Linked DNA regions of Homo sapiens: regions 1, 2, 4 and 5 are each linked to region 3. A link is a loop called in an ENCODE intact Hi-C map of the cell type or tissue named here. Cell type or tissue: psoas muscle. All regions are shown on one strand. Links, peaks and the distances in the headings refer to the core of each region. The heading gives the core; the rest is flanking DNA. Region 1 overlaps MAML3 (mastermind like transcriptional coactivator 3). Region 2 overlaps MAML3 (mastermind like transcriptional coactivator 3). Region 3 overlaps MAML3 (mastermind like transcriptional coactivator 3). Region 4 overlaps MAML3 (mastermind like transcriptional coactivator 3). Region 5 overlaps MAML3 (mastermind like transcriptional coactivator 3).

Region 1 (5,973 bases), core at 562-5,561, 190 kb before region 3:
CGGAGTTCCTTCCGTTGTTAATTTGGGTTTTTCCATCATCAGTAATGCAGATTTGGGAATCTCAGGTTTTATTTCTCATGAAGCATTCTAGTAATTTTTGATCCTCAGGAAGTAATGAGCTAAATGAATACTGAAATGAGATCAAGGAAGCTCTTCCCAGAGAAGGTAGTAGATGAATAATAAGATGCTAGTTTCCTAAGGGGAACAAAGATTTTTACATCTGTGTGCAAGTAGGATATCAAAGTGCAAACCCACCCCTCTTTGAGAGAAGTAGTAGTTGGGAGTGAAGTAATGGAACCTCTGGCTTGTTATTCAATATAATCTGCCAGATGATGAAAGTACACTTTAGTATACCTGACTCCAATGATTTTAGTAATCATTTAACAATTGTACAATAGGATATGACTTCTGTTTCATGTTGGTGAGAAGGATAGAATGCTATTTCTTGATCCAGGATAACATAATTCAAGATAACAGAATAACATGGAGAAAACATTTCGTGTGTTACAAATTAGAAAAAGGGAGGAAAAGTTTTATGTAAATAATATGAAAGGTAAAGATTTCAGAGATAGTTCTTTATATATTTGAGGGTAAAATACCTTCTTAATGTACACACAAAAAAGCAATTAAAAGAAGAATACCCTGTCCATTTGTGATTGCCTCTACTCTGATCATCTCAGAATCGCTGTTAACAAAATAGTATCTTTTACCACATTTCTCCATCACTGGAATAGAATTTCCTTCTGTGATTTTATTACAATTCAGCCACTATCTCTGGATTAGAATGACATTATAGAAGCACAGGGATTTTGTGAGTTTCTATGTCTGGGGAGAGGAAAAGAGAGTAATAGGTTGAAGAAGTTTGGCGTTGGTATCACTTTTTTTATTCTGTGGTGATATGTCAAACACTAGGAAGAGAAAAGAAATTAAAATGTTTCTGCTGAGTGGAGATGGGAGTGAGTTCATGTCTTACTGAGGAACAGATCTAACATTCCTACAGACTTTACAGTCTGGAGATATAGCAAGGTACTATCAAAACAGGGTCATAGGGAGTCTCATAAATGTATTGGTCTATCATCTTTTGCAACGTTCTCTTCCTTCATAATAAGGGTAGCCAGTAATCAAGTAACTAGCTTTTTTCCCCTAGACAAACAGCAGATCTGTAACCAACAATAAGGTCAGTAACTTATGACCCTATGAGTTATCAAAAAAAGTTAATTATCTACCTTCTAATAAAGCAGGGAAACATCCAAATATTTTTAGAAAGCTTTTGATCACAGAGGTTTAAAGTCTTTAAAAATTGTTTTTACATTTTTATTAAAAGGTGTACACACACACACACACACACACAAAGACTACCCCTTAAAATATGTACATACAAAACTTAAGTAGAACACTTTGCTTCCCAATATACAAGACGAGCAAGGCATTTATCAATTTTCAGAAGGGGTTTATAATGCACTTATCCATATTTCCAGGCCTGAGATAATGAGGCTGTTCCATGAATGTTAAGTCAGGAAACTAAGGAGAACACAAGAACCAAACATATTGTGTATGTATAATATATGTAAAATCATAATGCCTCACCTGATGTCAACAGTTATGGGCATTGAAGATGACAGTCCTCTACAAGCTCTCATGACTGTTCCCAGTCAGTAACAGAGGGAAGGGGGCAGAGTGTGGTGCCCTACTGCAGGGTGGGGCTGGTAAAGCCTTGCTGTTTGCTTGGTGGAGCTTCCACCGTCTGGATCCCGGGGTGTGGGGAGCTGGAGTTTTTCTAAAGCTGGTGCAGTAAGAAATACAAAGTCAAGTCTAGGGTACAAGGCCAGACCCTCTACTGTTCCAGGGACTCTCAAAATGTGCTAGTCTAGAGACCCTGTCAATGTGCTTTTATAGTGAATACTTTTCAGTGTGTTACGTATCCCTCTGGCACCCTATCATGAGCAGAGCTCCCTCCCCTTCTGAGCACTGGGGTGCAGGGGATCCCGTGAGATTTCAGATCTACCCGGCACCCCTGCAAGCACTCTGTCCTCAAACCCTTTGAAGGAACAGCTCTATCCTTACACCCATTAGATAGGCACTACTGCTGGCCAATGCTGACAGCAGCCCTCTGCTCCATCTTGGCTGTGTCTCCTGTGCCAGGAACCTCAGGAAATAGACAAGGATTTGGCAAAATTCCTGGTGAATGGATGGCACCACGTGAGCATTGTGGGTAGCATTTCTCTGTGTTGCCAGACACATACATTGCTGCTTTCTCACTCTTCCTTGGGAAAGATGGGCCATTTTGGAGCTGATTTTGAAATGAAAAAGAAGGAGAAGTAAAAGAAACCCTAGGCTCCATATCTTTTCATATCCAGAACTTAAAAACAGAGGGAATGATTCACTTTTCTAACTTCTGCTTCTTGGGTGAGAAATAAATGTAAATCGTATGTCTAATTCCCCTGATTTTTCAGACTTAGCTAAGGCAGAAAACCAATCCATTGCATTATCGACTGGTATCATTAGCTTGAGGTTAGGGACCCACCGTTCTCTCTGAAGCAGGCCTGCCTTCTTCTCTCTGCCTGTATGTTATCCCTCTATCATTTTTGCTGTCTCTCTCCATCGCCTTTGATATGGTAATGATCTTGCACAAGAAAAGCCATTTTTTAAATATGAGTGCTTAAGGAATTAAAGGTGAGTGAGAAGGTGGAGGGTGTTAAGAAGGATGGTAGTTTGTCATTAGCAAATAAATAAGTATACCCCTTGGAATTAAAAAGCAAGCAAGCTGAAGGGAGCAGAAGGGGGAGGACAGGCGGGTGTCTTTCCAAACGCAGGAGACAGTATTACTAACAGGCTGGCTTAAAGCCCTCTTAACAATGTGCACTTGCTCTCCCTAGCTCCTGGATTGATTTCCCTCTGCCCTCCACAGACCTGGCTGCAGTTAAGCCTTGTGTCCTCCACGTGATGCTGAGCCGAATCAGATTTTCCTTTTAGTTGTTCGATCAAATTTTCCTTCCTAGAGCTTAGAAGGCACACTTGGGACCATATAGTAATTGCCTCCCCACACTGAACTGCTGATACCTTTATTGGATTGGCATAGGGTTTCAGAGGACTGTGTTTAACATGCAGTGAGCCGCAGCAATGCAAACAGCTCCAGTGTTTAAACAAGCATCCGTTAGGCCAGGAAACAAGGCAGTGCCAGCCCATTTGGTGCTCTGTAGTGCTGGCAGCTTAAGGTGAGCGGGCAACCCAGGTGCTGCAGTGGGAGAGGGCAGGCTCCAGGGAAAGTGGAGGAATTGTAGTGTCAGAGGAGGAGCTGATTCTCTTTAGATTTGCTGAAGGGGGTTTGTGGTGAGGGGGAGAGAGAAGTGTTGTGGCTAGGGACATGTGCAGAGCTCATTAATATCTCATTATGTTAGAATTGCAGTCTCCCCACAGATCGGCGTTAACGTTGGCAGTGCCAGAGGAAGGGCTTTGGGAAGCAGCAGCCCCCCTCCCTCTTTCTGCAAGCCCCAGCAAGCTCTCTATGCTTGTTTTGCACTGAGGGAATGGTGGTGTTGAATTTGTGAAAGAAGGCTGTGAGAAAACCCCACAGGAGCGATAGTGAGCAGCTCAGGAGAGGGTATGAGACTGAAAACTATAGTTTGTAAATAACAAAGTGACCAGATTTCACGTGTGCCAGCCAGCCATAGAGAGGGAAGGAAACTGACCAGAAGCTGGAAAGGAAAATCGTGGAAGTTAAGCACAAGCCACTTGGAGTCTGGATGTGAGTTGGGAGTTCGTGTCAGGGGCAGTAGATAGGCTAGCTCCAGATTCAGACCTCGATTTCCCAGAGAATGTGCCACTGGCCCACTGAGTTTGTCCAGGGCTCCTGGAGGCTCCTGGAGTGTACCAGAGCAAGTAAGGTGGACAGGAGAGGGGGAAAAATGAGGAGGAAAGAGAGCAGAAGAAAGCAGGATTCAGCCAGTGGGATTTGGTGAGACTGCGTTTTCAGCTGATCCCACCTGCCCATGTTGGTGTGAGTGGAGCAAAGGGAAGATTCTAAAGCAGAGAGAAGGTGGTGTGCAAGGGCCTATTCTCCAGATCTGACCTAGCTGAGCCCAAACCAGTCTTTATCCCAGAGATTAAATCCCCCTGTGTGCAGCCCTGGCCCCAGCTGGGCTCCTGCAGGTCACTCACCCCAGACAGTCATCCTGCGGACTCCAGTGCCGGGACTGGGGCCTCCTGGGAGGAAAAGTTGGAGCCATGCTCTGTAGAAATTACAGCCTCCCTGCAGACACTTAATTCTGCTCTATTAAGGATCAGATGTCTCCGTCTGCCCTGGACAACTGTGTGCCCTCCATTAATGAAAGGTGGTTGATGGCCACTTTAGTGAACAGTTATGTAACAGGATGTACCAAAACACAACAGTGTGTGCATGTTGTATTATAAAGGCCCCTTAATGTAATTCATAGTAAAGTTCTTTGAGAATATTCTTTTTCTGCCTTTTTGTTTTGGGGAGTTCTTATTTCTACCTTAGAATGTTCTTTCTGTGGATTTTGGCATTTGGCTTCCACTTCTAGCACCAGTGCACAGACACACCTGCACACATCCACAGAAGTGTTGCTGGTGTGGATACACAGCCAGTCCTGGGCTCAGTAAGCAAATGAAGAAGCACGTGTCCTTGGTTAATATCATATAAAGTGACAGGGCCACAGTTTGCAAGCATGTTTTGTGAAGACCTTTCTGGTCACACTTTGTTCTGACTTAACACAATATTCCATTAAAATATGGATTATTCATTAACTTACAGAAAGGCAAAAAAAGTGAATGTCATTGAAATCTGTGTTCCCTTTGGAAAAAAAATAACTAGAGTCATTAGTCATTAGTTTGTTATGAACAACAGTGCTTGTAATGAACATTTAAAAATAAAATGTATTTGATAATCGCAACCAAGTTTATTTAGGTTAGAAAAACAGTTATGGCATACAAATAGTGCTGAGAAACAAATTTAACAAGGCTTTTTTACAGCATGGCCTCTATAGCAAAAATAGTAAGATTCAGCCTGATGTGTATTAAAATCTATTATTCTTTTGACTCTGCAACTTTAATAAATCAAGCAAGAGTCATAAGAACAAAGAGAGGAAACAGCTGAACTGCTGTAATTTCCTAGCCAAATAGAAGAAAAGTCTGCCTCTTGTCGTTTACATGACTTTACCAAGCTTAATCCCATGAAAACAAATGAACAAACAAAAATGAAGACTCAATAGTTATAAATAGTAAACTAGACCTCTAGGGCTGAACTCCTGTGTTCAGCTGCACCAGGTCCCTGTTGTGGGATGTTCCACATTCCATGAAGTCTTGGCCTGTTTTTCCATGTGCTGTTCGCCTCCCTCAGTCCTTCTCAGTGGCAGGAGCAGAATCCACGCAGAGATTCTCACTTCTGCCTGTCATTCCCAACCTCTGAACTTGTCCATCTTACATCTCTTTGCTTTCCTTTCTAAGAAAGAAAGAAGGAAAGTTAAGTTCCATCCAAACTTTCTACATAAAAAAGTTATGACATCCAAATTGCCCATTTGAAGAGAGAAGGATAGTGATTCAGCAGAATTACAGTTCAAAATAAAATGGGATTTAACTTTGAGATAAAAAGAAAAAGTGAATCCTAGCTCCTTTAAGGCATTTGCCATGAATAAAACTTTAAAGTGAAATATCAGAAAATCAAGGATGAGATGGGACTTAGAGAGATCCTTCATCCCCCTTCCTCCCCCTTCTTCAATGAAGACCATATCTAAATCATCCCAGATGGCTGTTCTATTTTTAAAGATCTCCAGAAAAGGAGATTCTACCACCTCCTCAGTAACTCATTCCAGCATCTCTTGTTCCTCACTGCCAGAATATTTTTTCTGAGAGCCCTCAGAGGAAAAAAGACACACTATCCTAGATTTGGGGACCTGTAGTATTTCTCTTTAGGATTTAACCCCACTGTGCATATAGGAAACTAAGAGACATGGATAA
Region 2 (5,973 bases), core at 640-5,639, 320 kb before region 3:
AAGGGGCTGTTTGGAGAGACAAGTTTCCAAACAGCCTATCCAACACTAAACCAGGAGCACCAGTTGTCGGTGGCTGCTGTTCATATTACCGTCTGAGGAATGTGTAACTACCCAGAGTGTATTTGTCTCTTATCATGATTGACTTAATACACTTTTAGGTTTTGAATGAGGGGGTTTCTGTGGGCCTCTTTCAGCTCTATATACCTCATAAGTGCTGTCTGTTAGGGTGATACTGGATATTGGGCTTTATATTAAAACAGTTTCTGGAAAAGAACTGATTCATGGAGACAAATTTATCACCACTTACTCACTTTCCCTGTTAGGAGGAAATAGTTGCAGATATAAGAATATTTTGAGGGAAGGAGCTTCTCATCAAATAGAAATATATGGGTTTTTTTGCCAGGCACGGTGGCTTACGCCTGTAATCCCAAGACTTTGGGAGGGCGAGATGGGTGGATCACCTGAGGTCAGGAGTTCGAGACCAGCCTGGGCAACATGGTGAAACTCTGTCTCTACTAAAAATACAAAAATTAGCCGGGTATGGTGGTGTATGCCTGTAATCCCAGCTACTCAGGAGGCTGAGGCAGGAGAATCACTCGAACCTAGGAGGTAGAGGTTATAGTGAGCCAAGATCACACCACTGCACTCCAGCTTGGGCAATAAAGTGAGACTCCACCTCAAAAAAAAAAAAAAAAAGAAATATATGGGTTTTTTGAGGGACATTTAAGGATGCCATTTTGAACACCCATACCCCACTGAACAGATTCCTACACGGGGTCTAGGTGATCCATGGCAGAGTCACACAATTACACTTTGCACACCCCACACAGATGTGTGTTCAGGTGTGTTCTGCCAGTGGGAAATTCTATGGAAAAGAATGAAAATGTCACTGTTGTGCTATTAATTGGTTATGTAGCTGGCTACCCCGCAGTGGCTCCACCTTGTGGATCCGTGTCTCAGTGGAGAGCCAGTATAGCTGCTTTTCTAAGTATCCTTTCACTTAATACTCATTTTAGTGCTAAAACATTAGAGTTAGGTAGGTATAGGTGGGTAAATTTAGCCTTTTATTTAACTTATGTGTGAACCATTTCTGGGCTTTTCGTAGGTTTTACTTAAGCCTCCCACATTCTCATTTTTTTCCTTAACCCATTTCATGAAAGCAACTGATAAATGAGGTCACAAAGTAAGAAACTTAAAGAAGAATGGAAATAGGGCCATTGCAACTCTGAGACGGTAACACAAATTAACACACAGGGGTGAGGTATCAGTAAGAGGTCTGAGATAGTCCTCACAGGGCTTCAGAGAGAATTGCCTGGTTCTGGTGGCCCAGTGGCTAAGTCACGGGCTTTAAATCAGGAAGCCTGGTTCTTATCCCGGCGCCTCCACTAGCTTGCTCTGTGACGTTGGATGAACTGCTGAGCTCCTCTGTTTCTCAGTGGGAAAATGAGAATAGCACAATGTAACATCCAGTTATTCCAAGTAGAATGGTTGGGAATAAAAAGCAAAATATTTGCATAACACTTCAAGCATCCAGAAAGAAGGGTAATATTTAAATTTTCAGCATTACTTCTGTTCAGTGTGTACCTATCTTGGTGAAGATTCGTTAGATATTCTTTGTCAAAAATGAAACAAGCTGTACCTCCTGAACCATTAATTTAATTTTTTTTTTTTTTTGAGACTGAGTCTCATCTCTGTCACTCAGGCTGGAGTGCAGTAGCTCGATTTCGGCTCACTGCAACCTCCGCCTCCTGGATTCAAGCGATTCTCCTGTCTCAGCCTCCCAAGTAGCTGGGATTACAGGCATGTACCACCACGCCTGGCTAATTTTTTTGTATTTTTAGTAGAGACAGGGTTTCACCATGTTGGCCAGGCTGGTCTCGAACTCCTAACCTCAGGTGATCCACCTGCCTCAGCCTCCCAAAGTGCTGGGATTACAGGCATGAGCCATTGTGACTGGCCTGAACCATTAATTTTATAATCATCTGACTTACTGCTCTTGACACCTTTAAGATGGTTTTAAACTCAGTGTCTATTTTAGGGTAAGTCAAGGGTTCTGTTAATGATTTTGTTTCTTGCCCTTCCTAGACTTATAGATATTGTCCTCAACATAGAGGAATTTTTGCTATGCCTTCAGAGAAGTATAACTGACTTCCATAATTAAATGGATTTCTTTCTCAATGGGAGGGAATTTCTGCCATCTGACTAAATGCATAGAGTAGAAGGGATGGATTAACTAACAAGCTATTGTATAAACTGGAAGTGGAGTTTCTAGATACCTTGATTGTACTAGTGCTTCATATCATATTTTTCCCTGTATAGCAAAATTCAGTGGATACTGAGTAAAACTTTCATTTTTTTTCCAGGATAACTTCATTGGGTATCAAACAGGATTAACAAGTAATTTCAAGGTAGCGATTCTGAAGGAGGTGTGGGCTCTTCTCAGACTATGTTTTCTGCCTCTTTTGTATAGAATCGCTGCGAGAGTTGGTCACTTTATAGATTGACAGCGTGTTGTATTCCCATGGGTGAGGACTCCTGCCTATAGAAGGCCCTGATTTATAGGTTCAGAGGCCATCCTTAGAATGAGGGGGCTGAAAATTTCCTTCTCCAGGTGTTAGCCCAGAGCAGAGAGAAATGTGTTCAGTGGAGCCCACGGCAGTGGAACACATGGCTGCTTTGGAGAACCTGGGAGGCGGTGCGAGGATGTACAGCTGTACCCCGAGCAGTAGGTGTCACTGTAGTCAGTGGCTTTTACTCCTCAGAGCCTAAGGGGTTAATTGGGTCTGGTTTAGAAGGGCAGACAGAGGCCCATCTGTGCCCTCCAGAGTGTTGGGCTTTGTCTCTAGGGCACCAGTTGACTCCAATGAAAGACCCAAGTTGACTCCCATTTTTTTCTCTACGAACGAAAGAAGGATGCTTTCCCATTTATATTTTAGGGTCTAAGGCTAGGCTGTTAGATGTTATGCAGTGGGGTGGGTTGGGATGGATAAGTAGGTGAGATAATCCTTCTAAAGTTTGGCGGGAAGACCTAGAATAGAGGGGAAGGCAAATTCTATTAAGAGAAATGAAAGAATATGGAATAGCAGAATACATTTCCTTGTTGTTATTGGCAATGAGCCCTGTTATATTCAGGCAGTGTGAGCTTTCAGAACTTCTATCAGCATCCTTCTTAGAAATTTCCCTTTTACCACAAAGGAGGCAAAGGAAAAAAAAATCTTTCTAGCAGAGATGTTTCTCTGCTAGATTTCTCTTTTGCCACTTTCCACTCCAGAAAGTTAATTTTCAAATGCTAAAATGGATTTTAAGATTTAGAAATAGCTACTGTGTTGACTAATTAAAAAAAAAAATCCTGTGATTACGTAGCCAATTGCTTTTTCAAGTACACCCACTTTTACTTTTTCTTTTCTAGTAACACCCTGGTGTGAAAACAAAGTAAAACCGAGTAAACTCACTGTAGAATTTTAGATGCATCTTATCTCTTATTTTTTGCCTAGATAACCATCTTTCTCCCCACCCACCATCCAGGCAGCACAGTGTAGTCTGTCCTTTTAAAAAAAAAGGAAGGCAACATGTATGATTTATACGTAGATACTCATTAAAAATAACTCCTGTCCAGTCTTTGCTCTTCCCCCATAGCCTGCCTGTTGGTTGTTGTTAACACCCTGATTAAGCCTTGCTCTTAATAGTACAATATATTAAGCTCAGCCTGCTCTCTCTTCCCCCCTCCTCTGTTCTCCCTGTGAGTGAGTGGCTCGTTTTAAACCATCCGCACACTTGCTGAGCCAGGTGGCGTTGCTTCCTGCCTCTCCTGCTCGCTGTTGCTAAGTGAGAGGCACCATATCACACATAAAGCTGAACCAATAGCATCCTGACCCCCATAGGCTGGTAAAAGCTGAAGAAAGAGAATCCCACAGCGTTGTCTGTGACCGGTGGGTCCTCCTCTCCCTCCCACCTTTTCTTTTCCAACAGGAAAGGGAGGCGGCGAGGGAGATGGTAGGAGGAAGAGGGAAGAAAGAATGGGGGAGGTGAATCCTAATATGCCTTGCTGTACTTGCGATAAATGCCATTTTTTTTTCTTTGTGAAGAAAAGGAGTGGTAGCTTCTCTTGTGCAATCACAGAGCAGCAGATGCGCTTCTTTCTGCCCCCAAACTGCCTGTGTTGACAAAGCTCAAACTCTGAATAAAGACGTCTGTTGACCTGCATATCTGCTTTGCTCCTCTCTCTTTTTCTTTCTCTCTTGCTATGAATCTTTGAATCCCCACAGTTTTGCACATCTTGGCACCCCTGTTCATTCTTCCTCTTCACCTTTCTTGTTTCATTTCTGTCTCACAGTATTCTTTCCAGAAAGCATTTCCTTTGAATGTAAAAATTAGCAAAGTATTCCGTATATCGTCTTGTGAGGAAGTCATCAGATCATCCTAGGGAATGGGGCAAGGGAAGGGGAATATTTATAAAGGGGATTTTAAAAAACTCGTTACGATTTTCAGTCTTGGCAGGGTCTAAGCAAGCACAAAGTGAAATGTGAAAGGCTGTTCTTAACTGGATAACTGCCAGTATAGACAGCCAGTGGTATAGTTGAGATTATACAGAGGAAATGACCTTTCTCCTGTAATTACCTGGATATTTTTGGCAACATCAGACCCAAGTTACCTGGGTAATTATGGCTTTGTAGATCTGACCTTAGGACAAAACAGATTCCAGTTAAGTTTTCCATGGAAAACATTTGCTATCTTTGGTAATAAACCTAGTGAAGGCACCCACTGTTTTTGCAACCATGGGAAGCCCAGTTACAAGGAGACTTTCTTCAGTTCTATGCCCAGTAGGTTCCCAATAAATTTCTCCTGACCTTTTGGAGATGGCTTTATTATTTGGTCACTTGTATGCCTTTTGAAAAGATAACCTGTGTTTATTTCTGAATCAAGGGTATTGAGGTTTCCTGTAACCTCTTGCTGAATTTGCACATGTTTTGGGAAGATATCAAAAGAATGATATTCATCCTTAAACTGTCCATTTCCCTCAAGAAATTTCCCTTTCATTCTTGAAATACTGCCCTACTATTGGGCCAGAAATCCAGTCCACTCACTCAGGATCACACAGAAAAGTGATCATTAGTCTCCCACTCCACCTGCTTTTTCCCAGCGTTTACACTAACTTTTGTGTTTGTTTGAACCAAAACTAAAATGTCTTCGTAAAGGGACATTTAAAGGAAGTATGTGGGGTCAGATTAAGCAAAAGGGAATTCCTGGGGAAAAGCCTTACCAAATGTTGAGAACTGGAATGTTTTTGTTCTTGTCTGAAGAGCCTATCTTTTTCTTAGTATCACGAAGTTAAAGATGGCCATTGCCGCCAGCGCTGACTTACAATATTTAAAGCTAAAATTCACAGACAGTCTTCAAACTTCACTCCATTTAAGTTCAGTCTCCTCCAAGCTAAACCAGAGCTATTTACAGGTATCCAAATGCTTAGATCTGAGCAGCGCGTCCATCTTCTGCTGTGCCCATTTTGGGGGTGGGGGGTGGGTGTAAATATCAAACTCAAGCTCCAAGAGCGGGCAAAGAAGTTTAAAAATAAAGGACTGGCCGGCAAGTCCTGTAAAACTGGCTTGTCCTGCAGTTGGCCGGTTGGTTGGGATATTATTAGGTATTATTCATTCATCGCTCTTCTATTTTGTGCTCAGCCCTGTGCTGAGAGTTTGGAGCTGGAAGCTCAGCGTGAGCCACGTCCTGGCTCCGCGCCTTCATCTCTGGGTTGCAGCCCTCTCGGTTTCACCAACTTCATTATTCAGATACGGGCGCTGCAATTCCGCCAAGTAAACCTGCCAGGACCAGCTCCTCTTGCTTCTCTTCTTCCTGGTGTATAATTCTCTGCCTTGAAATCCCTGCTTCACACCCACCTCCGCTGCCCTGAATTTCCTAACTCAGCCAGCCAAGCACAAATCCCTCTAAGTCCCTCAGTGCGTTCCCCCCAAATCT
Region 3 (5,973 bases), core at 612-5,611:
GATGCCCTGCATGATCAAGAGGTTTCGGCAGTAAGAATAACAACCACAAGCTGTTTGTTATGTGCCAGTCACTGGGCCCATGGTGGAGCTGAGTTTCTACCCAGGCCTGTGGGGTTCCCCCAATGTACACTGTTCCTTTCTAGAAGCTGAACCAAGAGCTTTGCTGGACCCATTTAGCAGCCTTCGCATTGGGCCCCAAGTTATTGCTGCTTCAGTGATAAGCCTCCTAAATTGATGAACTCTGCCTCAAACTCAATCATCTTGGGGACACAACCATCACACATCACAAAACAAACCTTTTAATCCAATCTTCTTCAATAATCTGCTGAGACAGAGGATATTAGATGGGGTGGGCCCTTTTGGAGCTCTGCTATGAATTTATTGTAAACACCTCTCCAAACCCACAGTAAAAATTTTTCTGGAAAAAGAAAGTTTGTAAAAGAAAACCAAATCACTGCCTTGACACCTGATCAACTTCAAAGGGAATTGTAAGGTTTTATTTTATTTTGTTTCTTCCTTCCACTTATGGTTGAATGATCTAATCTTATGCCCTTTCTTTAAATGTCAAAGTTGATACCACAGAGGCATCCCAATTTTGGGTACCAGACAACATATTAAAAAAAATGATGCATATTTTGGTGCTCTTTCAGTTGCATCCTTTGATCCCAAGGGTTTCTACCTTTTTATTCTATGCCCATTCCTCTCCCCACCCCCTTCCCATTTCTTTTTATTCCAACATCCTCCTGGGTGGTCCGCTCAATTTAGACCAGATGCATGTTATGGTCAGTGGAAAAGTCAGAATCCCAGAGACGCCACCACCAGACAAGTTCCTTAACCTCTCAGAAATTTGGGCTTAAAAAAAAAAAATCAACAAAATGAGTTAAACATACAGGTGAAAGCCCCTAGTAGAGTGTTTTGCAATGAGTAGGTGCCCCATAAGTGTTACATTCTTCATATTTGAAGAACTCTTTCAATCAGAGGGAACTTTCCTCAAATCATAGCTTTCCATAGTTCACCTTATTACACGAGGGACTTGTAAGTCTAGGGATGTCTGATGCTCCCCTTAGCAAGGGCATTATAGGGGACTCGCCCTTCCTCAGTCATGGATGCTCCTCAGCCTCCACAGCACAGTTGCAACTGGAGTAGTCCGTCCTGGAAGAATTGGCTCCTTTCAGCCATGGGCTCCTTTCAGAATTCTTGGGTTTGCATTGCAAACATCACTGGCCTGAGCAACCCTCTGAAAATTTTGAAAATTTTGTTCCAAAGCAGGAAATTTTGCAATAGAAACTAAGCAACTCAGCACCCTGACTTGCTTTTGAAAGTGCAGCTTTGCAATCTAATCAGGGCACAGGATTATTTGCCCCAATGATTCTCTATGGGACATCGTAACCACCTGGAGAGCTTGTTAAAACACCCCCAAAAGTTCTAATTCAGGAGGCCTAGAGGGGAGCCTGGGAATTTGCATTTCTAACAAGCTCCCAGGTGGGGACTAATGCATTTGATCCTGGAACCACACTTTGAGAACCCCTAATTTTTAGTTACTCATTTTTCCCAAATTGCCCATACTGGGAATGGGGAGGTTTTAGAGTATTCTTAGCTATTTCCTTTCTATGACACTTCATTAACTATGTCACCTCCAAAATTTCCATTGTCAAGGAGTCTTATGAGTATGGTTTTCATTTCAGGGGGTGGGGACTGAGAGAGGTCAGATGGCTTGCCTGAACCTCTGGGAGTCACAGCCAGGCGCCTCTGTCTAGCCATCGTGGGTGTTCGATTCATCCTGTGCTGCTCAATAACATAAAACTGCTGCGCTCTTTGGCCAAGCAATTGTCATGTTAGCTTTCACCTCTGATACATACTTTCGCCTTCTCAAACTTACTAATAAAACTTTCAATAGTATCTTTGCAGGAGAAAGCCTCTGGATTCTGGTGAGAGGTTGGATGTAGCTATCTTTTGATATATACAATTTCGTCGAAATCCCAGTTGGGCTAAAGATTCCTTCCTTTAAAAAAAATTTTTTTTTACTTGACCCAATTCAGAGTGAGTGAGTGAGTGAGTGTGTGTGTATGTGTGTGTGTGTCTGAAAAGCACAGGTTTTCTGGGGCATCCTTTTTGTTTATGCATTGATTTATTTTTACTCTTTCCTGCCACGAACAATCCTCATCTCTGTCCTCGTGTCCTTCCCAGCCACTAACACACACGATGTGGCGGGGCCTGGGAAATGCGCCCGCTGGAGCACACCGCAGCCTCGCGGGCTCCCGAGCGGCGCGCGCGGGCCGAGGACCTCCAGGGCCCCTCGCGGGTCTCCCGAGCGCCGCCGCACCGCCCCTGCCCGCGCCCGGGACCGCCTCGTGGGCTTCTTTGTTAGGGCCGCCTGCGCCGAGAGGCAGTCTAGGTCCTGCCGGGGACGCACGGGCCCCACTCCTGACTTCCTAGCCGGAGTCCCCTGAGGACTTGTAAGCATATAGGCTGGAGTCGAGAGGCTAAATTAGGCCCCAGGGGACTTTTTCAATAAAACCCTAAATTTCATTTAGGTTGTTCGTAGGCCAAGCGATTGCAAGGACTCTGAGCCGAAGCAGCGGTGCCGGGCCGACCCGAGGCTCGCTCCTTATCGCCCCCTCCCCGGGCCGGCTTTGTGCAGCTGGGGTCCTGGAACCCGGTCCCTCCCGGGCTGTCGGCCCTGGGGTCTGGTGTCCGCCACCCTCCCCCCCCGGAGGTCGCCACTGCCCCCCTACCCCACTCCCAGCCCTTCCGTTTCCCTCCACGTCCCCTTCCCGCGCCCTCCCCCACTTGAATTCTTCCTCCCCTCCGGCTGGAAGAAAAGTCGGTAATGAGAAACCAGTTCAGTGTCAGTCGGAGGAGGGGGGCAGATAACCCCAGAGATACACGGCAATGGAGAGAGAACTCATTTTGTGCAAAGAGGGCCTCGAGTCACCAGGGAATTCCTGGATTGTCTCAGGCTGTCGTGTGTGATGTCCATCACGCCGTGCGAACACCATCTGCTCGGTATTGTGCTCTCAGTTGCCAGGCTACCTGCTGTACGCAGTAACACTTGACTGCCTGGCTCCACGTTCGCAGCGCTCGCCCAGACGCGCGGGGCGGGGGCCGCGGAGGGGCGGGCGGGAGCCCTGATTAAGCCATCTGCGAGGGGAGGGGGCGCGGGCGCAGCGGCGGCCGGGCACGAGGCCGGGCTGACACCACCATCTGCTGGGGCGCGGGAAGAACGGCAGCTGCTCTGCGTTGCCCCGGCGAGGGACGCCTGGAAAAGGCTGAAGCCCTGGGCGTCCTCAAGCCCGTTATCCACGGGGTCCCCGTCACCCCAGCCTGCTCGCCGCCGGCCGTCTTTTGTGATTCCCTGCTCTTTGGTTCGCCGCCAGCAAGGCTGGCCCCTCTCACCCAAACACTATGCATGTTCTTGAAAACACTTCAGAAAAATAAAGCTTCCCTACGCACAGATTTATAAATAAACAGCTGGCTGTTCTTGGGAGATATTTTTACCACAACTGTTTTTTGAAGTCGAAAACTGCCTGTTTGGGGGAGGTAAGGGTGCTTTTGACACCTCCTACCTCACTCTAGCCTTTAGAAAATTGCTAAGATCTTTTCCCTGGAGGGGAAGATATGTAAAATAGGTTCGTTGGTTTTGATTTCTTTCTCCTCCCTTTATTTTACTGAAGAGTCAGAGGGTTGGGCGAGTAGTGAAGATCTATGTAGCCACAGTTGGATTTTTGAGGGGAAGAAACTGTATTAAGATTCTTGGGAGAAGCAAGGGAGGTCGTTGGGCAAGGAGTGGATTGGAGAACAAGCCAGTAATTACAACTAAAAATACTGCATCATTTGGCTTCAAGGCATTACATCTCGCATGACGAAAGCTCAGCCTGGTTTTCTCTAATTGCACAACACAGTGTGTGTCCTTCTTAGAAACAAGAGCAGTGGCTTGAAATCCTGAAATTTGACAGACTATTTCTCATTAAGCCCTCTGAGACTGGAGGTTAAAAGAAGCCATGTATTATGTTAGTGGCCTCGGCCAGCTTAATGTGTAAGTCAAGTCACTGAGTACATTTTCACACTTTGGAATACACCTCAGAGTCGGGGGCTGTAGGTGTCTCTCATCCACTGTTGAATGCCGCAGAGCTTTGTTGCGAACTAAAGATGTTTCGTATGGAAGGCAGTCCTTTAAGAATGCACATAGTGGCTGGGAGCAGTGGCTCATGCTTGTAATCCCAACATTTTGGGAGGCCAAGGCAGGAGGATTGTTTGAGGCCAGGAGTTCAAGACCAGCTTGGGCAACACAGATGGGCAACAACCCATCTATACAAAGAATTTAAAAATTAGCAGGGCATGGTGGCTTAAACCTGTAGTCCCCCACCTACCCAGGAGGCTGAGGCAGGAAGATTGCTTGAGCCCAGGAGTTGGAGGTTGCAGTGAGCTATGATCATACCACTGCACCCCAGCCTGGGCAACGGAGTGAAACCCTGTCTCTAAAAAATAATCATAAAATAATACATACAGCCCTTCCTGCCTGTAGGTCTTCAGTGAGAAGCCTGAAGGCAAAACCTCTGGGAGGGAATTATTTGGGGAAATACATAATCCTATCCCTTTGGGAGGGTTTTTTTTTTTTTTTTTTCACACTGTGCTTTTGAAGTATTTCTTCTTGGCCCAGGAAGACACGGGCAAAAAGTGGTTTGATGTATCGTCGTCACCCCATTTGCCTCTCTCTTTCTTTTCCCAGTGGAGAGGAGGCTGGGAAAGCAACACTTCTTCACTCCTTACCACTTCCCCAGCTGTGCGGGCTGGTCACACAGGACAAGCATATCTCAAAGTGCACAAAGATAAACAGGGCCATCCCAGACCAACCCTCTCAAAAAATCAAGCTGAAGAAAACTTTATCTTCCCTTGGGCCTCATTTTCTTTCCAACTCTCTCCTCCTTATCAAAACTGGAAAGTATCAAATATACTGAGACAGAAAAAACAAACTACATATCTGCATTTTTGCTGATTGGCTGTTTATATGTCAGTGTGAATTCATTTGTTAAAGTGTAAAGCCAATCAGCCATTTGTCCCTAAAGGTGCCAAGAAACAGCTTTATTTCACTGGAAGGAAGGGCTTGGAAAACAGGTAGCAAATATTTGGGGGAAAAGGGAAGACCCTGAAATATCTAGGCCCCTGCAAGGGTTAGTCCTGAAGTAAACTTTTTGGTAGCACAAAGGTTCCTGGCATTTTTTAGTGTAAGATCTTTTTATTAACATCAAAAATATTTCCTAGCTGTCTTTGTGTATTTATAGAGAAAATACACAAAGGCAAAACATTTTATTAATTTCAGCTACAGCATTTACACATAAAAAATAGAACGCAGTACACTTATGAGAGACACAGTATATAGGTCTACAGGCTGTTCTTAGGTGCACACTTAACACCATGAAGACACTGCCTGGGAGAGGCCTGAGCTAGTAGGAATACTGAATTGAGAATCAAAATCAGCGTTCTGCTTACTCATGTAACCAAATACCACCTGTACCCCGATAACTTATGGAAATTTTTTTTTTAATTTTAAGTTACATTTTTTAAAAAAGTAAAGACAAGCTATCTGTTACAAAAAAAAAAAAAATAGCGTTCTAGTTCTGCTAGTTCTGTGTCTTCCATTCATTGATTGTGTGACCTAAGCTACTGCACGAACAAACCAGAGCTTCTTGGGTGATTGTTTCTAGGGTAAGAGGAGTAGCGTTTTGGTTTGGTTTGGCTTTTGTTTGCTTTGCTGTTTTGTTTTGTTTGGAGGGAAGAAGAGCAACTGAAGATGCAGTTGAAGTCAGTCATAGTGGAGAGGGAAGCCTGCATGGTTCTACAGCACACCACAGAAGGAAGGGAGGAACACAAGCCCAAGCCATAGGGAATCAAATCCAGGACGGTCTCTCTAGGAGAGACAGAGAGAAACTTCACCTATTTGCTTTGAGAAAAAACTGCCAATATGTTTAACGG
Region 4 (5,973 bases), core at 574-5,573, 83 kb before region 3:
GGGAAATGTCCACGCTGTAATAAGTGAAAAAGATAGAATATAAAACTACATACGATCCCAATATTTTCAACAAGTGAGAATGTAAATAACTTGAGGTTGGATTTTTGGTTTAGTGAAATGAAGAATAAGTATTTGTTCCTACAACTAAGTCTGAATCTAAATGAAGAATAAGTCTTCATTCCCGTAAACTAAAGATTAGTTTCCATAACTAATCTTTCTTAAAGATTTTAGGAAACAACCTAGAGAAAATGTTGGCAATTGAAGAAACACTTTCATCAGCCTAAGTCCCCAGTGAAATGAGTGATAGGATAGTTAAATATCAGCCTTGAAACTATTAAATACTTCATGTTTCTCTTTATTTTTCTTCTTGACCTTAAAACGAATTTAACCAGAAGTTATATTCTGATAAAAGGTGATGTTTTTGTAATTTCATATTTCTTTAAAAGCAGACTCTTTCAGAGAAAAGCAGAGATATCTATGACATTCGGGTCACAGTTGCTTCACTACCATGATATTGACACAGGTTGGTCAATTGACAAACCTTTATCTGATCAGAGAAATGGCACATTAGAGATTTGCACAGCCAACATGGAAGATGTCTCATATCCACCATCCTGTCTAGTGGCAGTCATATGGATAAGGGAGGCAATTTCTTTTTTATACTACAGGTGGAAATTGGAGAGAGAGGTAGGGTATTGGAGTGCTGAGTACAGCACCATTGCCTGAATGAGAAAGCCCAAGTCATCAAAATACTATCTTAATACTACGGGAATCAGAGCGGAAGAAAATTAGTGTGTTCTTCAACACATGGGAAAACAGCTATAAATGAGAACCATGTATGTCCTGGAAGGACTTTTGTCATAAAGTGTAAAATATCAACACTCATGGTCAGTTAAAGAAAGTCTTCAGATCTGGGTAGGATTAGATTGGAGAGAAATCTGAGTCAAGCATTTGTTAAGAAGCTACCAATTTATACTTAGCTATTTTTGCTAATCTTGTTTTCATAATCATATCTCTGAGAACACTTGGGCGTTTAGAAAATAGTGATAACTACGTGTGACCACTTATCGGGTGGCAGTATAGTCCAATTGGAAAAAAATACCCAAGAAGAAGTTAAAAGTGAGCTGAAGGCCAGCCTTGCAAATCTAGCCAATCAAATGATTGTAGACATCACACCTGTCTTCTTCCCTAAGCCAAATCTGAGAAAAAAAATAAGATATCGAAGCAGCTTCATGCAGGGGATACAATTGGAGCCATGCTACCTATGGAACAAAATACTAGCCTCTTAGCATTATATTCAAGATTATATATAATCTGATTCCAAATACCTTTCAGCTTCCTCTCTGTCTCACCATGTCTCTCATCACTGCAGGAACACTGTTCTTTCTCTTTCTCTTGAGTGAGCCACACACTTCAGGGAGCCAGAACCTCAGCCCATTAAGCTCCCTCCTCCTGGACTGGCCTGAAATGCTCTGCTGCTTTTCTTTGCTTGTCAAGATCACTCTCCCCGCTCCAGGCCCAATCAAATACCACTTCAGCCAGAAATTATCCATCCTTTTCCATACCTGTAGGTTTTATACCTGCCTTCATTTCATGCTTATTTTATTCGGCCTTACATTTTTGCTGGCTGTTTGTTTCTCTCCCCTATCGGATCATTATTCATTTGCGTGCGCCTCTGATGCCAGCCAAATGAGTTCATACAATAGGCACTTAATAAGTGTTTGCCGCATTTAGTCAAGTATAATATGCTGTATGAATATTAAAATGTTTGATACAGGCCATATGTACAACCAGATTTTCTAGACAAAATATATGAAGAAATATGACCTTGGGACAGAATATTTGAAATTGAACTGATACTACAAGACCCAGGTTGCAAAGGCTACTGTAATCCATAATAGTAGTGAATGTTTTGGGGTATTTGCTTCATTCTAGGTATTACACTAAGTTCTTTCCATATAATATCCCATTTGATCATCCCAACACAAGGAAGTGGGCCTCATAGCAGGCACTAGTGTCTTTTGTAACAACTTCCTTCGTTCTGACAATGACAATTTTTCTCCAACTCTCATTGGTATTCTGTAGTGTTTGATGATTTTCCTATTCCTGGGGAACCTCTAAAATGTATCAGCTCTTAGGAGGATGGACTTCTCCTAAGTAAAATAGTCATGAGTAGGAAGGAATTGTGATATGACCTCAATTAGTTAGAAAAAATCTCATGGAAGAGATTAGTCCTGCTTTAGCAAATATTTATGAGCACACACTATGTGGCAAAGTACTTAGTAAACACTGGGGACAGAAAACAGAGATGCTGCCTAACCACAGGCACAGGAGTTTAACCACAAAAACAGACATTAATGAAATAATCACACAGATACATAATTACAGCCCATGATGAGGACAGGTGCTGTGAAGGAAATGTGTAGACAGCCATGAGCATGTCTAAGCTAGCCTAGTGAGGGAGGTGCCAGTCAAGGAAGGTTTCTCAGAGATCCGGAAAACCAATAGACGGTAGCCGGGGCAGTGATTCTCCAAGCGTGGTTCTAGGACTAGCAGGATCAGCATCACCTGGGGACTTGTTAGAATTGTAAATGATCAGGTCCCACCTCAGGCCTACAGTATCAGAAATTCTCAGGAGTGGTGCCCAGTATTGTGGCATTTTAACAAACCCACCAGGCAATTGTGATAGACCCTCAAGTTTGAAAACCACTATACCAGCAGATGAGATGAGCTGGGGATGGTGCTGAGGCAGAGCATTCCAGCTACAAGAAGTCATAACTACAAGAAGCAGTAAGTGAGTCCCCAAGGCTGGGAGGAACACAGTGAGCAGGTGGAGCTGCCAGGAGGCCAGTGCAGAGAGCCAGAGGAAAGTGGGGTGGGGCAAAGCTGGAAGACATACTGGTCAGATGGCTTCAGCGTTGGTGGTAAGATTCTGCCCACTCTCCTGAGAGCTGTGGAAAGTCACTGAAGAGTTTCAAGGAGGAGTGTGATAGGATCATTTTAAAGCATCCCCCTAACCCGGCATAGAAAACTGATGGAGGGGAGTAGATGTGAAGAGATTCATTTGGAGGTGACTTCAGTCCTCTGATCTGAAAAATCACTGAATGGAGGGATAGGACATGTAAACAGAGGGAGGTGATATATATGGAGGAGGTGACAGTGAAAGGGCTTTGGCAATATTTGGAAATGGGGATGGAACCTAGGTTTCTGGCTTATGAAACCAGATTGACGACAGTGGTCCCAGTCACTGACATACAGAAGGTGGAGGTCATGGGTTTCATTTGGATCATATGGATTTTGAGGTATAACCTAGACCCTGGCAGAATTTGCATGGATGAAAGCCACGGAAAAAAAATTATTCTCGAAGGGGAGATATGGTGACCCCTGAGCCAACAAATGGAGATGGAAGTGAGTTTTTTGATGTTTGTTTGTCTGTTTTATGATTCATCCATCCATCCATCCATTCACTCTACCTATTACACCCTTCTAAGTACATAGAAGCATTTGAACAACAGAAGAGGAAGACTGGTAGATAGGATCAGAACCAGCTATGGCAGATCTTGATTTCCAAGCTAATGGTGTTGGATCACCATTGAAGGTAGTCAGAGTGACATCATGGCAGAGGTATGTTTCAGAAGGGTCGCCTAGCACCTAGCCTGTGTTGTACACAGGCGACAAACTAGAAGGAGGAAGACCATCACAGTAGACTCTAAGAATGCAAAAGGACTCTCATTCTTTCTAATTGTAATATAAAGTTAGCATTTAGGAATGACTAGCACATTCACATACATCCATTCATTATATTCCCTCCGTGTGGCTATGTATCTTTAACCTGTATAGCCACACAGTCTGGGAATAGGACAAGATAAATGTTGAGAGCGTGGAATCTAGGTCTTTTTCTCCCTTTTAGTTTTCTAGAACCAAGCAGAGGTTAGGTATTTTAACAGATGCTAATGTTAATTAGAAGTGAAAGACCTACACTTAGTAGGCACTCGAGATCTATTAAATTGAACTGGATTGACATCAGTGGTGTCTTGAAAGAAGATGCAGCACAACACTGGACTTCTCAGGGAGACAGGGCTGAGCCGTGGGGGCCCTTGCATGAGAATTAGGACCTTGGTGACCCCCGTCTGTTCCTCCTTTCCTCTCTCCCTCCCCCACCGCTGCCATGGCGACACGTCTGGAATCACAGTAAGCCTTATACCCCAGAGAAAACAATACTCTGTTCGAATGGTGTAAGTTGGCCTCTAAGCTCACGATCTGCAGGCCCCATCCCCCACAATCAGGGGATTCTTACAAAAGGCAGCTTTTTACCAGAGGGTCGGCCGCACTGCTGCTCATCGATTTCAGCCCATTTTATCCCTCGGCACTTTCACTTGTTTGTTTTTGAACTCACACCACAGCCTCGATGCTGCGGGTTTCATTTTGGCATGAAGTTACTGATGTGACCGTCTGCATCCCCTCCGCTCAGCCCCTCAGAGCACGGTGCTTCTTTCTTCTTTGTGTCTTGTCACTGCTGTTGACTCACCACGCTGGGCTGTTGGAGCTAAACTGAATTAGTAACAATGCAATCAACATCTCTATTTTTATCTTCGCACTCCCCTCTCTTCCTCCCCTCCTGACTGACTCACCATTTCTAGGTCTCAGAGCTTGGCAGTCTTAGAATTATATTGGAGCTGGGGTGAATATATGCACAGATGTGATATTTCTACCATTCGACACAATGAGTGTTTTATTTTTTTTCCTGGTAGCACAAGGGTTCAAGCGTTAGAAGTATTATTTATTATGCTCATCGTCGTCCGTATTGTTGCTGTGTTACTGCTCAAGCTGGTGTTTATCTCCTGAGGTCTAAGATGAATTGTAGGCAAGGCAGGGAGCCAGGATCTGATTTCTGAAACTCGTCTTCAGAGGAAACTTCAGTTTTGAACTAAAACTTTTAACTTTGTCCCAGTTGAGTTCTGGAAACCTGAACTGGAATCTGAAGTATATACTAAACACAAAGTAGTAGTAGTAGTACCTTTAAAAAATGCACCATGAATGCAGAATATCTTATTCTGCCTAGGCCTCTGCATACTGATCATTGTATTAATTTTATAATTGATGGAGATAGATCTATTAAGAACCTGGGCTTTTGGAGCCCAGATTTGAATTCCTTTCTGCCAGTTATTATCTGTAATCTTGAGCAAATTACTTAATTTCTTTGTGTCTTTTCTTTTATAAAATAGAAACTTTTACCTCTCACGCAAATGTCATAGTCCATATCTCATAAAATTGTTTTAAGGATTAAATAAGCTAGTATTTATAAAGCACTTTAAAGTGCCTAGCACATAATAAGCTCTGAATGAATGTGGGCTATTATTATTCAGCAGGCCATATTTACCTGTTGTAAGAGAAATGATTCATTCCTGAAAACAGTTTCTTTTAGCAAGCACAGTACACTTCAGGATCTTACCTTCCCTTATTCCTGAATTTACAAACCATCCATGTTATGGATACTAAGTGGACACCAAGTTCCAGAACAGACCTATTTGTCTTTTATTCATAAGTCGGGCTTTCTAGCTTCCTAGTCTGCCTTTTGCATAGCCAGAATTTTAGTTTCTCATCAAAATTAGGTTTTGGCTCTCATGTGGTCTAAATCCAAGTACACTCACTTTTCTTCTCCAGATAATTATATTTTACATAGAGTGACTTTTCCTTGGCCTATCTAATGCTGCCTCATTAGACTCTAAACCCTAATGATACTCTTTCATTTCTATAGCACAGCCATGGAAATAGCATATAAAACTCTCTGTAGAAAATTCCCTTTGTCTTCCGTTGCCCAGGTTCCTCCAGCCCTACGCTCTTTACTGGGTGTGGGAAGGAAGAGCAGTTGCTGGACTATTTTGGCAAGAATCCAAAGGGAGGGTCACAAAGCTCAGATGCAGGTAGGATTTGGAAGGTCCCCAGAAAACTCCCAGCCACTGTGTGCCCCAG
Region 5 (5,973 bases), core at 545-5,544, 270 kb before region 3:
TTTAATTGAGACTGAGTTTCGCTCTTCTTGCCCAGGCTGGAGTGCAGTGGCGCGATCTGGGCCCACTGCAACCTCCGCCTCCTGGCTACAAGCGATTCTCCTGCCTCAGCTTCCCGAGTAGCTGGGATCACAGGCATGCGCCACCACGCCCAGCTAATTTTTTTGTATTTTTCGTAGAGACGGGGTTTCACCACGTAGGCCAGGCTGGTCTCAAATTCCTGACCTCAGGTGGTCTGCCCACCTTGGCCTCCCAAAGTGCTGGGATTACAGGCGTGAGCCACTGCGCCCAGCCTAAAATCTAACTCTGGGACTAGCCTAGGGTAAATATCACAAATATTAATCCTAGACGTTTGAAATCTCTTTACTCAGCAGTACAAATTGACAACGCTGCCCAACAGTGCCATTTCTTACCGATGAAAAATTCTCTTTGATAGTAGAGCCAAATAAATGACTGTGAGTTACTAGATTAAGGTGACCTACAGGGCCGTGTCCTTAAAATGGCAGGAGGTTTCAGTGCAAGAGCAGAGAAGCAGTTCTGGTGGATGGAAGTCAGTGGCTTCTTCAGGATGGTGTGGGAGAAGGCACAGGGTCAAGAATTGCAGCCTGGTAAGGCTGGTCGCTTTCCCTGCCTCTCTGTTAGCTGTGGAGGAAAGAATGGGATCAGCTTGGCTTTCCCATTTCCAGGCCATCCAATGGCTGGTGGCTTTGGAATATAACCTGATCTTACCCCGACCACCTCCCTTTTGTTCCAAATGGGTGAGAAGGTAAAAGAAACAGATACAGAAACCTTTTTTTGCTGTTTCTCTTTCCTCTTTCTTTCTAGATCTCTGAGGCATTCCCTCCCCACTGCCCTCCCTTTACTGGAATATAATGGAATACAGAAACGTCTCCTTTCGCCTCATCTTCCATTCCCTTATTATTATTTTAGCTACTAGGAATTAGCATTAGGAAGAATCCCAGGAAGGAAAAGCTGTAATAAAGATTATCATTTCCAAGAAGGGACCAGCCCAGTGTTTTGTTTTGTTTTAGATTTTAGGCTCTTTGAGTGCAATTTTCCTCCAGTTGGTGATAAATTTTTAGCCGCTATGAGGTCTTTTCACTTTTTATCACGTATCCTCTTGTTTTCTCTAATCTCTTTTAGATCTTACTTTTCTCTCTACAAAGATTAGTATTCTCTTCAGTGGAAATTTATGAACAAGGCTATTTAAAAAAATGCCGATAAGCTATCCTTGTATGTTTTCTTCATATAAATATTTGCCCCAGCAATATATACGGCAACATCCTATGTTATAGGATATGTGGACTCAGATTCCTTTTCAAAACTATCACCTACCTCTATCCTATTTTACCACCAAAGCTTATTTTACCAAAAAGCTTATGAAGCTTTTTGTTCTTTAAACATAACCAAGTTTATATTCATTTGTATATGGCACCTACCTCAAGGGGTTGACGGGAAGATTAAATGAGTTAATATATCCAAAGTACTTGGATTAGTGCCTGGCAGCGGGTAAGCTCTATGTAAGTCTTTGCTATTATTATTTTTTATTAGCTTTTATTATTTTTATTTGATAGACGACTATAGAATATCAATTTTAATTCATCTCCAGCTATGGTTGGATGCAGTTAGCCCTGCAATTGTTTGAACTTTAGAGGTCAACAGATGTATTTCAGTTGAATGAGAAAATATGCTAACCACCTTTTTTTCTGCTCTGCCCAGGGGTCTTCAAATGTCTCCTAATTCACTTTTTCACTTTTTTTTTTTTTTTTTTGAGACAGAGTTTCGCTCTGTCACCCAGGCTGGCGTGCAGCGGCGCCATCTCGGCTCACTGAAACCTCCATCTCCCAGGTTCCAGTGATTCTCTTGCCTCAGCCTCCAGAGTAACTGGGATTACAGGCACCCGCCACCATGCCTGGCTAATTTTTGTATTTTTAGTAGAGTCGGGGTTTCACCATGTTGGTTAGGCTGGTCTCAAACTCCTAACCTCAAGTGATCCACCCCTCTTGGCCTCCCAAAGTGCTGGGATTACAGGGGTGAGCAACCGCACCCGGCCTGTTTCCTAATTCACTTCTTGTTCACTCTAATACCAACCAGGAGAGGGGAGTGCTATGGACCCCTCCCCCTTCCACTCCCTTTCTTCCTATTGGCCCCCTCGAATTAGGAACAAGACAGAAGCATATGTTTTGGCATCTTATGTGTTCTCATAAAAAAGAGTCATCTTACTCGATAAAGTCCACTTAAATCTGGAAAGCCCTTGCATGGCACACGATATCTCAAGTGGCAGCCTCCAAACAAAAGATGACTATAGAACCCCCGAAATTCAAGGTCAGGAGACTGAATAATGAATGTCTGTTTATCCACCTGGTGCTTTAAAACTGACCTATGTTTCCCATAAGATGTCTTGAGGTTGAATTATGTCACAGCAGTAATGTCTTTAACACTATTGGGTGAGATGATTTGAGAGAGATCAGATTTCATCTGGTGAGTGACAAGGCTTCACTCCCTCTTGCAGTGTATTAAAACAATTAAACATCAGATGCATTTTACTGCAGTCTGTTTGACTCACGTGTGCATATTAGAATATTTTTTTCAAAAACCTATGAAATAGGAGCCTAGCTCCCTGTGAATGTTTATGGCGCTCATTAACAAAGTTCATCTCCAGGATGTATGATTTTCAGTTTTCTCTTTCTAATCTTCTTTTGGGAGGATGGAGGATGGGTAGAAATCAATTTTCCCAGCTAGATCTGCATTTTTCCAGTTAGAAAAGATGTTTCATTTTAATTTGTTGTCTGATGGTATTGAAATATTTTTCCAATCTGTTGTTATTTAAAAGAGCAAGCCCTATTCCTGTCATCATCCATTACCTGGAGCGTTATTTAGTAAGTGCTTTGTTTGTAAACAGATAGTGGTTTTAAACAGATCTAGTCCTGTGGTGATCATGTTTCCAACATTGGAGGACAGCTGCCTGGCAGCAGCACTTTTCTATGTTTAGTTTTTTATTTCAGTTCTTCTGAATTGATTATTTCCTCCTAATGTTTCCAGGTTAAGGAATATTTTATGCATATTATTTGTCAAATTCACATTTCTCTTTCTGCCAAGGAGGATTAGGAATCTCTAGTGAATCAACCTGCTCCAGATAGTTTCTGGGAAAGAGGAGAGGTGAAACAGGAAAAATCCTAGCCCTCTGCATTGTCTTAACCATTTGAACTAACCAGGACAAAGGGTAGCAACACCACTGAGTTAACCCACTGCATTGTTCAAAGCCCGTCCTCCACATTCACCAGCACCCCAGCACACTTAACCAAAATGTTTTCTACCTGTGTTTTTTGAAGTACAGATTTTAGCTACTTTGCTGAACTTTTGTTTTCTTCCTGATTATTTTGTTTCACAAGAATTTCTAAACTCTTAAGGAAACAAAAATCATTCTGTTTGGTTTTTGGTAGTTGAAAATACAGCTATATCTGGGGAATATGATGATAGGGAGGAGTTATTTCTTATGTTAAAAAAAAAACCTAAGGAAAACGGTAGCCCTCCTTTCGGCTAGGAAATGACCATGTGTCTCTCTACTGGGGAGCAGCTGCTGGGAGCCCTGGGCTGGCAGGGAGAGCGGGTCTGGGAAGGGAGCTGCGCCAGGCTCCCTCGCCAGCCCCGTGAGCGCTGCGTTTTTCCTGGAGCCGTCATTGTCTCCCTGCGAGTCTCATGGCGTTCTTTGTCTGCGGTGGGTATCTTGTGTCACACACTCGCAGCCCGTTGCACTAAGCCACTGTTCATCCCATTTTCTTTCTTTCTCTCCTCACTACTCTCCCCTGCCCCCTCCCCAAACCCCTCCCTTTCTTACTGGTTTTGTGATTCAAGGAATTTGAGATCATTTAGGTGAAGTAGACGCTCAGAAGGAGAGGTTTCTTATGAGCTTCAAAGAAGTGAGGAAACAAGATGCGATGCCTTTAAAACTGACAGTGCCCCTGTGTGGATCTGGGAATTACGTTCTTGAAGTAACAGCTTTTAGTTAAAAATACTGGGTGCTAGGGGAGTGGGGGTAAATGGTCCTTCCCTAGCACATTCATAATAAGTAAAGAAACTGTGCCATTGAGTAATACCCCCATCCACCAATATTCTGGGGTGAGAATATTGAGAGAACTGCCAGTGCCTTCTGTGCCATTGTTAATATGAGACAAAGTGTGACAACAAATGCCTTGTGAATTTAAATAGCCAGGTATGGTGTTCAGAAAGGCTTCTGAAATAAACACGCTAATCCACATTCTGTCTCGTGCAAAGTAAAGCATTAAGGGCTTGGTGCAGCCTTACCTTAAAGTGCCTGTGTGCAGTCTCTCTCCTTTTCTTCCCATTGCCTATAGCTTACAATGCTTTCTAAGTGATTCTCTTGCTTGTGCGGAGAGCAGGAATGGGAGGAAGGTTGAGTTGACAGGGCTCTTAAAGCCATTTGTAATTTACACAGAAACTTTCCTTGTGGGAACTTAAAGCACTTCACGTATGGAAATCATATACCTGGGGCAGACTTAATTCAAGGAGCCCAATCCTTGATTGTCACAGACATGGAAACTGAACTTAAGGGATGTTTTGGGATGTTTCCTAGGACACAGAGTTCTAGCTGAGCTAGGACTTGAATCTGGTGCTCTTTCAAGACTCCTTCAGAGGCACATGTTAGTATCTCAGTCCCCTTTGACAGACGTTGCTGGCAAAATGTTATTATCCTCACTTTAAAATGGGGTACACGAAAGCACAGAAAAAGAAAATTGTCTAGTGTTAACCCTTTGTGACAAAGCCAGTGAGATAGGACACTGTATTTCTTGCAGCCCTTCTCAGCTATTCGAGTTGAATCATATTGGCCTCAAGGACATCATCCTTGGCCCCTGACATGCCAGGATTCTCATGTCTGCTTGTCTTTCCTGCACTGTCCCCTAGCCTATTACCCCCCAATACTATTTCGTTCTTTTTCTCCTTATGCCCAAGGAGTGTCTTGTGTTTCTCTTTTACTAGGTACTTTTCTCCCAGTATATCTGGAACTTTGTCCGAGAGCTCCCTCTAGAATTTTCCCTTAGGTAACCCAGACCCAACCATGTTTACAAAGGAGCAATGCTGCTGTCACTTCCAAATGCACCCCAACCCAGTGGTGTAGTAAAAGCAGAACTGGCCTGGGGGCAGGAGGTGAAGTCCTCGTGCCATCAACAGTTCATGATACTGATTAACTCCCATGCCAAGTTCCTTCCAGCTCTAGAACCCTAAATCTTCATAGAAATTTGCAGAGAGGAATTTTGAGAAAGAAGTGGTAAATTGAACCATCCACCAAGTTGAATTGTTTTAAAAGCCTCAGACTTCTGGACATCCAAATTGTTAGTCTGACTTTGGAGCTGGGTGCTTGTCCTTGCCATTACTTTCCTGCCACCGTAGTGGGCATGGTTCCAACAGACCCTGCCAGTGCCTACCTGGGGAACCACTGCTGCTGGTAAAGTAGGTCCCTTGGGAATTCTGCAGTACAAGGGTCACTGTGTAAGTGGACAATGAATTTTAATATGCACAAGTTTCCTTTCTGCCAACTTGGACTGGGTATACCTAGTAAACAAATCAAGCGGTACTTGCCACTATATTGTTTTGGTTTTCTGTGGTGTGAGAATATTGTGACTCTGCTCCAGGGCATATTATCCTTGAGGGCAGCCACATAAATGATACTGTGTTAGGCAGTGGGAGGTTGCTGCGTAATAAGTAGTTAATGATGACAAGTCCTAGATCTTCCGATTATAAGGCTAGTATTTAGAACCTATAGTATGGTGGAATTTAAAGCCATTATTGTCTTCTGAACATTTACAAATGTATCATGAAAATAAATTTGATAGAAAGTTGACCAGTCTTACTGTTTCCCATCGTGACTTATTAAAAATCATATTTGTGTTTTCTGCTTTTGCTTCCACCTCAGACCTCAATGGAAATAACTTTTCAGACTTTACATCTATTCAAAA

What was found. Hi-C counts contacts between places; a loop is a spot of excess contacts. Peaks named below come from ENCODE experiments on the same cell type or tissue, not always from the same donor. Only the 100,000 strongest peaks of a DNase experiment are listed, where the experiment ranks them.
Region 1: a loop joins it to region 3, with 3 times the contacts of the local background. A loop is called at or near these places in 10 of 110 quality-filtered maps.
Region 2: a loop joins it to region 3, with 2.3 times the contacts of the local background. A loop is called at or near these places in 43 of 110 quality-filtered maps.
Region 4: it touches region 3 in a loop (2.7-fold over the local background); 14 of 110 quality-filtered maps call a loop at or near these places.
Region 5: a loop joins it to region 3, with 3 times the contacts of the local background. A loop is called at or near these places in 44 of 110 quality-filtered maps.

What each region holds. Positions count from the first base shown.
Region 1 is chr4:139,918,997-139,924,969 of GRCh38, reverse strand. All of the region lies in intron 1 of MAML3 (mastermind like transcriptional coactivator 3), which reads left to right. Among named protein-coding and RNA genes, the nearest start is that of MAML3-AS1, 210 kb to the left of the region's middle. In psoas muscle, for the core only: no CTCF peak of the experiment used is centred there; no DNase peak of the experiment used is centred there; H3K4me3 peaks cover 729 bases; H3K27ac peaks cover 3,267 bases.
Region 2 is chr4:140,047,259-140,053,231 of GRCh38, reverse strand. All of the region lies in intron 1 of MAML3 (mastermind like transcriptional coactivator 3), which reads left to right. All of the region lies in intron 1 of LOC124900783 (a long non-coding RNA gene), which reads right to left. Among named protein-coding and RNA genes, the nearest start is that of MAML3-AS1, 78 kb to the left of the region's middle. RefSeq lists enhancers at 3,397-3,932, 3,933-4,469. In psoas muscle, for the core only: CTCF peaks have their summits at 949 (motif pointing left) and 2,728 (motif pointing right); a DNase peak (open chromatin) is centred at 921; H3K4me3 peaks cover 2,246 bases; H3K27ac peaks cover 2,246 bases.
Region 3 is chr4:139,732,209-139,738,181 of GRCh38, reverse strand. The region is part of intron 2 of MAML3 (mastermind like transcriptional coactivator 3); the gene reads left to right. It also overlaps a transcript of MGST2 not described here. Among named protein-coding and RNA genes, the nearest start is that of MGST2, 69 kb to the right of the region's middle. RefSeq lists a silencer at 3,095-3,214. In psoas muscle, for the core only: a CTCF peak has its summit at 3,197 (motif pointing left); DNase peaks (open chromatin) are centred at 2,331, 2,701 and 3,151; H3K4me3 peaks cover 2,166 bases; H3K27ac peaks cover 3,713 bases.
Region 4 is chr4:139,814,715-139,820,687 of GRCh38, reverse strand. All of the region lies in intron 2 of MAML3 (mastermind like transcriptional coactivator 3), which reads left to right. Among named protein-coding and RNA genes, the nearest start is that of MGST2, 150 kb to the right of the region's middle. RefSeq lists enhancers at 3,798-4,365, 4,366-4,935. In psoas muscle, for the core only: no CTCF peak of the experiment used is centred there; DNase peaks (open chromatin) are centred at 2,847, 4,167 and 4,507; H3K4me3 peaks cover 1,681 bases; H3K27ac peaks cover 3,760 bases.
Region 5 is chr4:140,002,382-140,008,354 of GRCh38, reverse strand. The region is part of intron 1 of MAML3 (mastermind like transcriptional coactivator 3); the gene reads left to right. Among named protein-coding and RNA genes, the nearest start is that of MAML3-AS1, 120 kb to the left of the region's middle. In psoas muscle, for the core only: no CTCF peak of the experiment used is centred there; a DNase peak (open chromatin) is centred at 3,634; H3K4me3 peaks cover 1,261 bases; H3K27ac peaks cover 1,586 bases.